Regions from separate parts of the Homo sapiens genome. Here all the other regions are linked to region 1. The links are chromatin contacts, found by Hi-C or POLR2A ChIA-PET in ENCODE. All regions are on one chromosome and are shown on one strand. Each heading gives the region's core, a stretch centred on a gene start or an enhancer-like site at or near the end of the contact. The rest is flanking DNA. Distances are from core to core; before and after follow the strand shown. Region 1 holds the start of HTATSF1 (HIV-1 Tat specific factor 1). Region 2 has its middle 12 kb from the start of LINC00892. Region 3 holds the start of CD40LG (CD40 ligand).

Region 1 (3,277 bases), core at 286-2,785:
TGCAGAGAGCACACAGAACAGAACTCTGATTTGGTATATAAAGAATGGGGTTAACAATTGTAAAACTAAATGCTCATTTTAACTTTATCACAAATTAAATGACGTTATATTTTAGTATCAGAACAAATTAAAGACAAATCCAACTCATATCTATCTTCCTCCCCTTTGGGGGAAAAGCGTTATTGCAAAACGAAAGAAATATAGTTATATCATCATACCAATCAATATTAGGCAGGCATGGAATGGGGAAAATGTAAAACCCAAAGTTTGAAGAGGTATGGGCTTCAACAACATAAAAGGATAAAGTCACACATTAATCCATTATCACACCTTTGTTAAAAGTATTCAGAATGCTGAAGAAACCAAATCTGCACTCAAACTAGCACTACCAACACAGAAGTGAAATCGTAAATTTTAACAATCTGGAGGGATTGGAATATATATACAAATACAGAATGGGAAAGAAAAGTTGCAAAAGAATTTTTACAATAGCAGTCCAGTCGCGCAGTGGAGACAGGTTTTGTATCATTGACTTGCAAGTCAATTTGTGTGCTATTAGTGTGCCCTTTCCTGCTCATGAGAGCCAGATTAAAAGGGCACTTTTACCACAAAGTTTACAGAATCAAGTTTAACATTAGTTATTTTACTTCGAAGCTGAAATAAAAATACTTAGCAATTTCCAAGTATTCCAAACAAACATACACAGATTTTCCATCTGTATTCTGTGTATCTCCAGTCTTATTCCTGTGGTTATATGGTTCAAACATATATGCCTAGGGACAAAATTTACTAGGAAAGTAAAGCAAGGTGCAAAGAAAGTTCAATTAGTAAAGCTATATAAACAGCTACTTTAAAAAAGAAATCAAGAAACTGCATTTTGCACATAGTACATAAGCTAAACATCTGAGTTCCTAGGACAAGTGGGGTTGGCTACCAGAAATGGACAGCTACTAAATTTGTTCTTGGTATTTTTCCTCTTTGCAATAAAAAGCAGTCATGTAATAATCAACTGTGACCTTCACAGACAAGATTAATAAAGCATAGAAAAGACTTAAAAATTACATTTAAGACACTACCCTAAAGATTTACGTTCTTTTACACATCGGTGCCCCAACAAACACAACAAAAAGAAGCGTCGCTATTCAAGGGGGCTAGGACCAAGGACCAAGGATCTCAGCAAAGCAAACGTAAAAGGAGTGCCCCGCGAGGCTGGCCAGGCGGCCCGCTCTGCAGTGGCGCCCGTGGCACTCTCCTACCTTGGGGAACCAAGCCTTTTTGTCCAGGTCCCACTCGTAGGGAGTGTCCGTCGGCTGCTGCCCGAGAGAATCGGGTTCTCCGCCGGCATCGGTCTGGGTGTCACCATCCTTGCCGTCTCCGTACAATTCTTGCATTCGCAACTGCTCATCAAACTCATCGTTCCCATCCAAGTTGGTGCCGCTCATGTTTCCTACCTAGCTCAGGAGCAGGGTTCAGAAGAACTAAGAGGCCGAAATGACGCTGGAGCTGAGCAGAGAAAGGGAGGTCAACCGCGCTCTGCTCGCGCCCCGCCGCCCCCCGGCCCGCCTCCCCGCTGCGCCCCAGCAGTCCCCGGGAAATCGCGGCCGCTCGGCGGCTGCACCGCCCCCCTCTCTGCCCGCCCACCGCGCGCGCGCGCTGATGCTGTGAGCTCGGCCGCGCCGCCGCCCACCTGGCTTGCTCCGCCGGGCCTCGGCACCGCCGCTAGGTCCAGGGCGCTGCGGGAGCGCGCAGGCGCGCTGCCGCCGCCGCCACCGCCGCCGCCGCCGACCGGATCTGAGGCGACTGCGGCTCCCTCGGCAACGTCAGGAAATTACTTCTAAACTAAGCCCTGCTCAGGCCGACGCAGCCGCCATTGTCGGCGCGTGGCGACGTCGCGGGTCGCGCCGACACGCCCACTATGGCGTCAAAAAGCGCCGACGCCGGCATGCGGCGCGAGGCCCGGGGAGGCGGGGCGCCGGGGTTGGGGGGACCCGCTGCTGCTGCGCGTCGACGCCCACCGGGGTCGGGTTTGGGGCGGGGCGAGGGCCACTGGGATCCCGCGGCGCCTCAAGGGCCTTGAGCTCCGCGGGGTCCCCGGCGGATCGGCCGGCCCGGGAGGGAAACGGAAGGAAGGCGTGGGAATATTCCCTCGCGGGGGTGGCCGGGCGGGTTTCGCGAGGGCGCCATCTTAGGGGAGTGGGTGGGGCGGACAGGACAAATTTCTCTGGCTTCGAGAAAACGACGCGCCTCCTTCGCCCAAAGGCCCCTCCCCCGCTCAGGAACCGCGTCTTTTACTTGTTTCTTTACGACACCCGGGGATAGACACCGGATCTTGTTCATCTTGGTAGCCTAAACTCCTGGCACCGGCTCTGGTGTCTAATGCGGAATGAGCGAATGAATGAACGAATGAGGGGTAGAAGGGCCAACTTTCTTTTTCTGGTGTCAGCCTTCTCCTTTATCGGTCTCATACCTTCCTCTGGCTGGAGTTCGACTCCGTGGGAAGGATGGAAAGGGCAGCAGTTGCCTGCCTCTTGTACTGCAGATTTCAGTGGCGCTCGAGCTTCGAACTTGAAACTTAAGCATAAATGTAAACATCCCAGTGTAAACACCAGCTTTATTGGCCGGGAAACTCCGCTTCTTTGTCATTCTTTTAGAAAGACACAGCATACTTTTTGTTCTAAACAGAACTTTGTTTTCAGGAATTACACTCATTGCTGAAAAGGAAAAGGTCCATATTTTTAAGTTGGGCAGGTATTTATTGAGCCCCTACTAAGTGCAGGGCACTGCGTGAGGCTCTGGCGACCCAGGAGTTGACAAGACAGGCACAGCTCAGGGGAGACAGAATTAAGATGGTTGGCACCTGACAGATATGAGATGCTGGAGGACAGCAGTTCTCAAACTTTTTGGTTCCAGGTCCTCTTTACACTAAAACATTGAAAACCCCAAAAAACGTTTGTTTGTGGTTTATACTTACCAATATTTCTGCACAAAAATGAAAGCGGCTGTTAAAAAATACTAATTCATTAAAATAATAAGGAACCCATTAGTGTAAACATAAATATCATAACCCGGGCTTGAGGTCCGGGAAAACCTTACCAGAAGAAATTATTTCACTATTCCAGTGACCTTCACTTCTAAACATAGCAGTTGAGTACTACTTCTAGAAAATCCTGGCTCCCCACACACCAGTTGTGTGAATCTATGGTTTCAACGATAACAACAGTTTTTAATAGTTTGGGTTAGTTTTTTTTTAAATTACATTTCTTTTTCATGAAGTTCT
Region 2 (3,270 bases), core at 460-2,959, 130 kb before region 1:
ATTTCCTTCTAGACTTGCTGGCTCGCATGCATTCTCTCTCAATAAAGAAATAAATACACATATATTTGGCATCACTGGAATCACATGGAGTATATAACTTTATACCTGCTTTATCCCTGTGCACTTTTCCATTGGTTTCCAAATTTGTCCCTGTTAGGAACTGATTTTGTAAACAAGTTGATTTGAACACTGGCTCTCAGGCACTTTCCATAACCATCAAGTACTGAAACCTAATCAAGTGGCAAGAGCTCCAAAGCCTGGAGGGTGGTGGAGTAATTCGCAGAGGTTGTTGTTTGATAGCCTAGGAATTCTCTTCCATTTACCTGGCACTTAATTATGTAGCACCAGGCAATGGTACTTAACTGTTTTTTGTCTCCTCAATTAGTTTATGAGCTGCAGAACAAGGGCAAGGTATGAATCTTTGGTGCCCTATACCTTCACTCCGCATTTTTTTAATAAACAATGGCTAAATGGGCTTAAACGTATTTTTGAGATATTTTTGGTCAATGTAGTAAGCGGCCCCCACAAAAATATTTTGGTAAATCTGGTGATTCGTTTGATGATCTGTGAGACCAGGAAAAGCTCTAAGTGGAAAATCTTAGCCACAAAGGTCATCTTCCTTCCCAGGAAGAGGAGGCGCCATCTTGTACCCAATGCACATTTCCTCTGTCTTCCCTACTTGAGGACCATCCACACTGAGCTGAAATTGGGTGCTCCCAACTGTTCCTTATCCTCCTCCTGAGGCTCAGCTTTCTAAAACCACCCTGGCAGGCACTCATAAAAATGGGTTGCACCAAGGCTTCAACTTAGAGGAACAGAAGGGAATGAGGCTGATGGCTCTTGGGCTGGGGTGACTCAGTTTCTCTGGCCTTATTACTGAGAGCCAAGAGCCCAGCTGAGTGCCTCTCCTGGGCAACCCTTAGAGGATGGATTATTGCTCAACCCATTGAGATTCTCTGTTTCTGGAAGACTGGGGTAGGTGAGGGGAAAAATCAACTCATGGTTTCAGCCTGGGGACTTGATTGTATAATACCTGCACAGAAACCCCTCTTTTAAATAAAATTCTGAAAAAGCATAAAAGTAATTTAACAATATTACCAAAAAAGGAGAAAAGGAATACAATTACCAATTACTCAAAAACCTACCTTTCTAACATAACTATTGTTGTCATATTTCCTTCTTAGTCTTATTTTTATATATTTTTTTCATGGTTATAATAATAGAATACATGTAATTTTTGCATCCTGCTTTTTTTCACTTAGCCTTTCCTAATAAGCGTTTTTCTATGTTGCCTCATATTTTAATAGCCACTGTTTTAGAAGGCAAGATGATAAAATATTTCCCTTTAATGACATCACATCACTGTGAAATTGTGTTTTTTCTCCTATTTCTCTGCAATAGATACAAGGTTAAGAGGTTCAAGATATGACTTCTGTCCTCAAAGAGCTTTTACTTTTTCTGGCAGGGATAGTCATTTCTTCAAAGACCCTTAAGTTGGAGCTGCATGAGCCGCATCAAGTTCACGAGAAATGGAGTATGTATGAGTACCACTGGATGAGTCATTTTTAGTGACCCAAGTCTCCCACCCTCAAACTTAGATCCTATATTGGCACCTATCACCTACATGACCTACTCCCAGCTAAAGAGGTGTTTCAGTGGCCTTGATGTGGGGGTTGTGTGTGTGTAAGCCTCTCCCACATCCTTTTAATCTGGTTGTTTGGTTTGCTGGAGAGTGTGCCCCGGTGGGTTTACACCCCACCCCCGTGGTAACCAATTAAGAAGATTCTAGCAACTTGGAGGACATCAAGTTAAATCCCAACATGAGAAGCAGAATCTTTCTGACACTAACTGGCTCAGCTGATGGAAGTGTCACTGAGACTCTATAATCCTGATAAGAATGACTGCATTTTGTCACATTGCTGAAAACCTCTAACCCTAAGTTTTACTTAGAGGCCAGTTAATGCTTAGGACTCTTTGAAATCTATAATTTGTGGTTGTTGATTTGCACAGGAATTGCCAACCCAAACCATTTGCATCATGGGCCTCTTTTATTAGGATGGACCCTTTTTAGTATCCTAGATTACATGAAAGAAGCATGTTCTTGATACAAGGAAATCTTCATCACTGGCTGCCAAACCTCAGGAAATAACAAAGCCACCAGCACCATTGTGTTCTCAAGCGAAAAAAGTCATTTGAACATTTGGTGTCTTTGGGTATACTAAGAGCTATTCTGACTTCTAAACAGGGTACTAGCCCTTTAGCCAACATTCTGCTAAAAAAAAAAGACCTTTCTGTGCTTTTCTAACTGACTCTACAGTATGTTTTTTAAACTGAGCCCAAGAGTTATTGACTTTGGTCAATAGTTTCCTAGATCAATTGAAATAAGCAGCTTTTCCTGAGGAACCAAACTCAAGCATCCCAGGTACTGGAATGTGGGCAATGCCAGATGATTTGAAAATCAAAGTTTAAACTTTGAATTATAGAAATACTGTGAAAAACAGGTGTCACAATAAGGCCCAGTAAAACATCCTTCAATGCCATTCCCTACAGTTCGTCAGAGGGAATCTTGAATACTCAAATTTTTTCCTCATCTTTAAGAACAGCTTCTGTTCATTTCCCTGCTAGAAGGTGGCAGATGGTACTCCACCCTTACAAAAAGTCTCTCCCATTTGAATTGCCTACTTAGCTTCCTCAGTAAAATATTTCAGTAGTTTGTCCACAGCCATTAGTCTTCCTCTAATTGCTCTGACTCAAATGAAGATTGACTTTGTGGTTGGAAATTTCGTGACATTACCAAGAAAGCTCAGTCAGTACCAGGACTCTTCTCAAACTTCTATTTGCAAACCCAAGGAAAGACCTTTAGCAGGAAAGGACAAAATACTGATATGCAAAACAATTATGTGATGTTTGGTAGAACTCAAATGATTAGTGAACCTACCCTTCTCTCCGTTTTTTTTTTTTTTTTTTTTTTTTTGGTCAAAGGAATGAGTTCAAGGAAATAGTGAGGGTACCTACTGATCGTTTGTGTTCATGAGGGACAAACAGGTTCTGGAAAATTAAAAGCCAGGCAATATCAAAAGTTTATGTTAAGCTAGTACTTTCAAAACTATTTCTCACTAAAGCTTTATTTTTGCTTTTCTCCTTGCTCTGGATCATTCTTTGCTGGAAGTGGAAATATGGCTTTCACAGCTAGAAAGCACTTGAGGACATCATCAGCTGTATTAAGGATCAAACTAGAAGCTAAGAGCAGCATGGGGTCCAGGCATGATC
Region 3 (3,392 bases), core at 237-2,736, 150 kb before region 1:
ATTTTCTTGCTTTAAGAGTAGATTTTTTAGATTCAAAACAAGATTCAGTTAGCTGGCAGCTTCTGCTGTAATTAAGAGCACATGTAAATAGTACGGTAAATATCAGTCCACTGAGGTCACTATTGCCCCTTTAGAAGCTAGGCCTATGTCCATACATTTGATTGACAGAGCACATCAGGCCAAACACAAATAACCAACCAGACCAGAAGCCCCCTCTTTTGTCAGCAGTGAAACCTAATATTTGGATAACCCAGTGGATGACTTCAGCCCTCACTACCTCACCTTATCCTGTTAGAAAAATCTCATGACATTAATTCTAGGTCCAGATCCTAAGAGAGGACACTCAAGTATCCCTGATAAAGTGCAATCATCCAGATGCTTTCTAGCCACAGTTCCTGCATCCAGAATTTTAGGAACAGCCAGAAAACTAATCAACTTTCTCCTTTACATCTATGATTGGTATTTTGTCAACACCAGCCAATTATACTCCTCAGTGGAAGTGAAAAAATACATGAAAACAAAATAAGTCCTGATGGTTTTCTTTTCCTAAGAATGCAAAACAGCCTACTAAGTTACTCTGCTCTTTTGTTCCTGCAAGTCTAACCATTTAAAAATGTAAAACATCTCAGAGGGAGACTGAGCATCCTGCAACTACAATCAGTGCTTGTGAAGAATTACACAGAAAATGCTACTTTTACTAAAAGACTGCAAATTCTGGGACTTATCCATGTCTATGTTAATCTGAAGCATTATGAAATTTTAGATCAAATTGACGCTCTTCTTGCCTAGCTGGAAATTTAAAAGAAAAAAGCTGTCTCCATAAAAAAATAGCTTACTTTTAAAGCAGAACTTTAGCAAATAATTATAGCTAGTGCGTACATAGTGCTTACTATGTATCAGACCCCCTCCTAAGCTTTTTACAAGGCTAAACTCACTTAATCTATGAAATGGACACCAATACCATCCCCATTTCTCAGATGTGGAAACTGAGGCACTTGCCCCAGGATAACAGAGATGGTATGGGCAGAGCCAAGATTTGAACCCAGGCAGTCTGACTCCAGATCCCAAGATCCTAACCAGAGACAAGAATATGAGACTTCATTGACTAGGCAACAAACATTATGCCACAAGACCATTCTTCTATTTGGTTTCTACCATCATCCATCATTTGGGTAGAACCAACCTATGAATTAGTAAGGACCCCAAATTTAGTTAATAAAGGCTTGTGGTTCATCTTACCTTGTCCAACCTTCTATGAAGATACACAGCAAAAAGTGCTGACCCAATCATCTGGGTGATAAGAAAAACAGTAAGTAAATACATAAAAATTTTCATGCTGATGGGCAGTCCAGTGGCCGCAGATCGGGGAGAAGTTTGGTTGTATGTTTCGATCATGCTGTGTTAAAGTTGAAATGGTATCTTCTGGCAGAGAAGGTGGCAGAGGCAGCATGAGAAGACTGTCAAAGTGGCCACCTTACTCAGGATTAGTTAAGAGCGCACAATCGTTGCAGCCCACACTTCCTGGAAAATGTGCTTCGTAGTCTTCTCTCCCAGCAAAAACGTTACGTAAAGGTTTTTTGTTTTTTTTTTTTTTTTTAATTATACCCATATCATTCACTTCCAGGCTTTCCTTTTTGTAAGTAAAGAAGAAACAAGTTTCTTCTTCCATATATTCATTCTTGCCTTGAAATGTCATAGACTTCTTAACAGACAATGGCAGTATTTTCCTATCACTGTCTAACTTTTTGGGTTCACCAGTTTCAAGGAAAGTGACAAATTCATCCACCAGCAATAGACTTATTTCAATTTCAATCTTACTAATACGAAGCGGGAACCTGGTATATGGAGAAAGAAACACATGTCAACAAAAGTTTGGATTGATTTTATGACTGGTGTCCCATCAACTAATTGCTTCTCAGAACTTTACTTCTTTAATCACTAAACTCAATGAAAGCCTGGCAGGTTTTCAGGTCAAGTCTACATGGCATAAAGCAAAAAAAGCATGCTGATGGTTATTAAATAAAATTTAGCTGGAAAGATAATGCAAGAAAAATAAATTTTGCAAAGGCAAAGATAAGTAGGGTCTTGAGGGAAATCAGGCCAAGACTCTGGAATTGAAGTTAAAGTAAAAATCGTGACTTGACGTAGCTAAGCTGCCTGTGTACACTGTTCCAATCCATTAGATAATTGTTGATGCTGATGTAACAGTTCAGAATAGGGAAAATAGGCTGCAGTTAAGAGATCTGAATTCTAGTCTTTGCTCTACCAATAAATTGCTATGAGCCTTGGGCAAATCACTTCATCTCTTTAGACCTCAGTTTCCTCATACCCAAAGGAGGCACTTGCACCTGTCTTGCTTATCCTGTAGGTTGCTGTGAAGATCTAATAAAGATGTGCATGGAAGAAATTTGAAACACGTTAAGCAATAAACAATTCTCATCCTGAATTTTTTGGAATTTATTTAGCCTAAGACATGAGTTTAACAAATAATTGCCAACTCCTTACATGTTGGTAAAAACCAAATGAACAATAACAATATTAAAAACACCTTAAGTTTTGACAATGAATTGAATCACTGAAGTGTGTAGGATTACACATTTCTGAAGGGCTTTTGCATCATCTTATCAGATTTCCTTCAAACTAAAAGCAGCTGTGGAAATCCCTACCTCACATCCAAACCTGGTCTAGAAACCATGATAAAATTGCTTTGATGATTCCTATAAAATTGTTTTGAGAGACAAATAGGAAACGTAAAAACTGCTCTGATAGGCATGCTATCTATATAGTTAGCACCTGCTTTCTTCCCCTCCCACGCCCCAGCATCCTGTCCTGGGCCCAGATCTATGTAGCTTTTCACTACATCTGCCAAGTAGGTGGCTTCGATGCACGTGATGAACTTTGATCAGTCAAGTCAGAGGCTTTGGTTCTTAGACAAGTAACCTTAGTTCCACTGAAGGAAAATTATCATGAGAGCCAAAATGGGCTCAAGGACTTCTGCACTGTCAGTTTTATACAACTTGAGAGTGCCAGAGCTGCAGGGGCCCTGCAATCAGCTCAGCCAAGACCCGAGGGAGGGGAGGCTGAAGGTCACAGATTTGTTCACGTGACCAACTTGAAAAAACAGTTGTTGTCCAACCTCCTTGCCTCAACTTCTTGATCCCCAGCCTCCTACAGTCTGACTTCTGCCCACAATATTCCCCTGAAATTGATCCCACCATTATTAGCTCAATAATAGTTTTGGCTGAATACTTCTTAGAGTTTATTTTTAGCGACCTCTCTATTACTCTGTTGACCTATTATCCTGTTGTCATCTTCCTGAATGCTCTCCCCACTTGAATTCTATATCACCCTATTCTTAAGGGCTTCTGCCTCTCAGAATCCTTCTTCATGTT

What was found. Hi-C counts contacts between places; a loop is a spot of excess contacts on that map. ChIA-PET counts read pairs that join two places held with the same protein, here RNA polymerase II (POLR2A). Pooled maps may share reads with other maps.
Region 2: a pooled map shows a loop between it and region 1 (6-fold over the local background). The contact joins the enhancer-like site here to the promoter of HTATSF1 in region 1. A Hi-C loop is called at or near these places in 8 of 50 pooled maps. POLR2A ChIA-PET finds 5 or more read pairs at or near these places in 3 of 52 experiments (activated CD4-positive, alpha-beta memory T cell, activated T-cell and activated naive CD4-positive, alpha-beta T cell).
Region 3: a loop to region 1 is called in a pooled map, with 6 times the contacts of the local background. The contact joins the promoter of CD40LG here to the promoter of HTATSF1 in region 1. A Hi-C loop is called at or near these places in 10 of 50 pooled maps. POLR2A ChIA-PET finds 5 or more read pairs at or near these places in 6 of 52 experiments (CD4-positive, alpha-beta T cell, activated CD4-positive, alpha-beta memory T cell, activated T-cell and 2 more).

Annotation. Positions count from the first base shown.
Region 1 is chrX:136,495,850-136,499,126 of GRCh38, reverse strand. It overlaps HTATSF1 (HIV-1 Tat specific factor 1), which reads right to left and starts at 1,535. Exons shown (of 9, transcript NM_014500.5): 1 at 1,257-1,535. The coding sequence starts at 1,442. RefSeq lists a silencer at 1,525-2,194.
Region 2 is chrX:136,625,955-136,629,224 of GRCh38, reverse strand. No RefSeq gene overlaps it. Among named protein-coding and RNA genes, the nearest start is that of LINC00892, 12 kb to the left of the region's middle. Within about 2 kb of position 1,709, at least 3 of the 41 ENCODE cell types and tissues checked have a DNase peak (open chromatin) inside an H3K27ac peak, as active enhancers do.
Region 3 is chrX:136,646,252-136,649,643 of GRCh38, reverse strand. It overlaps CD40LG (CD40 ligand), which reads right to left and starts at 1,486. Exons shown (of 5, transcript NM_000074.3): 1 at 1,240-1,486. The coding sequence starts at 1,395.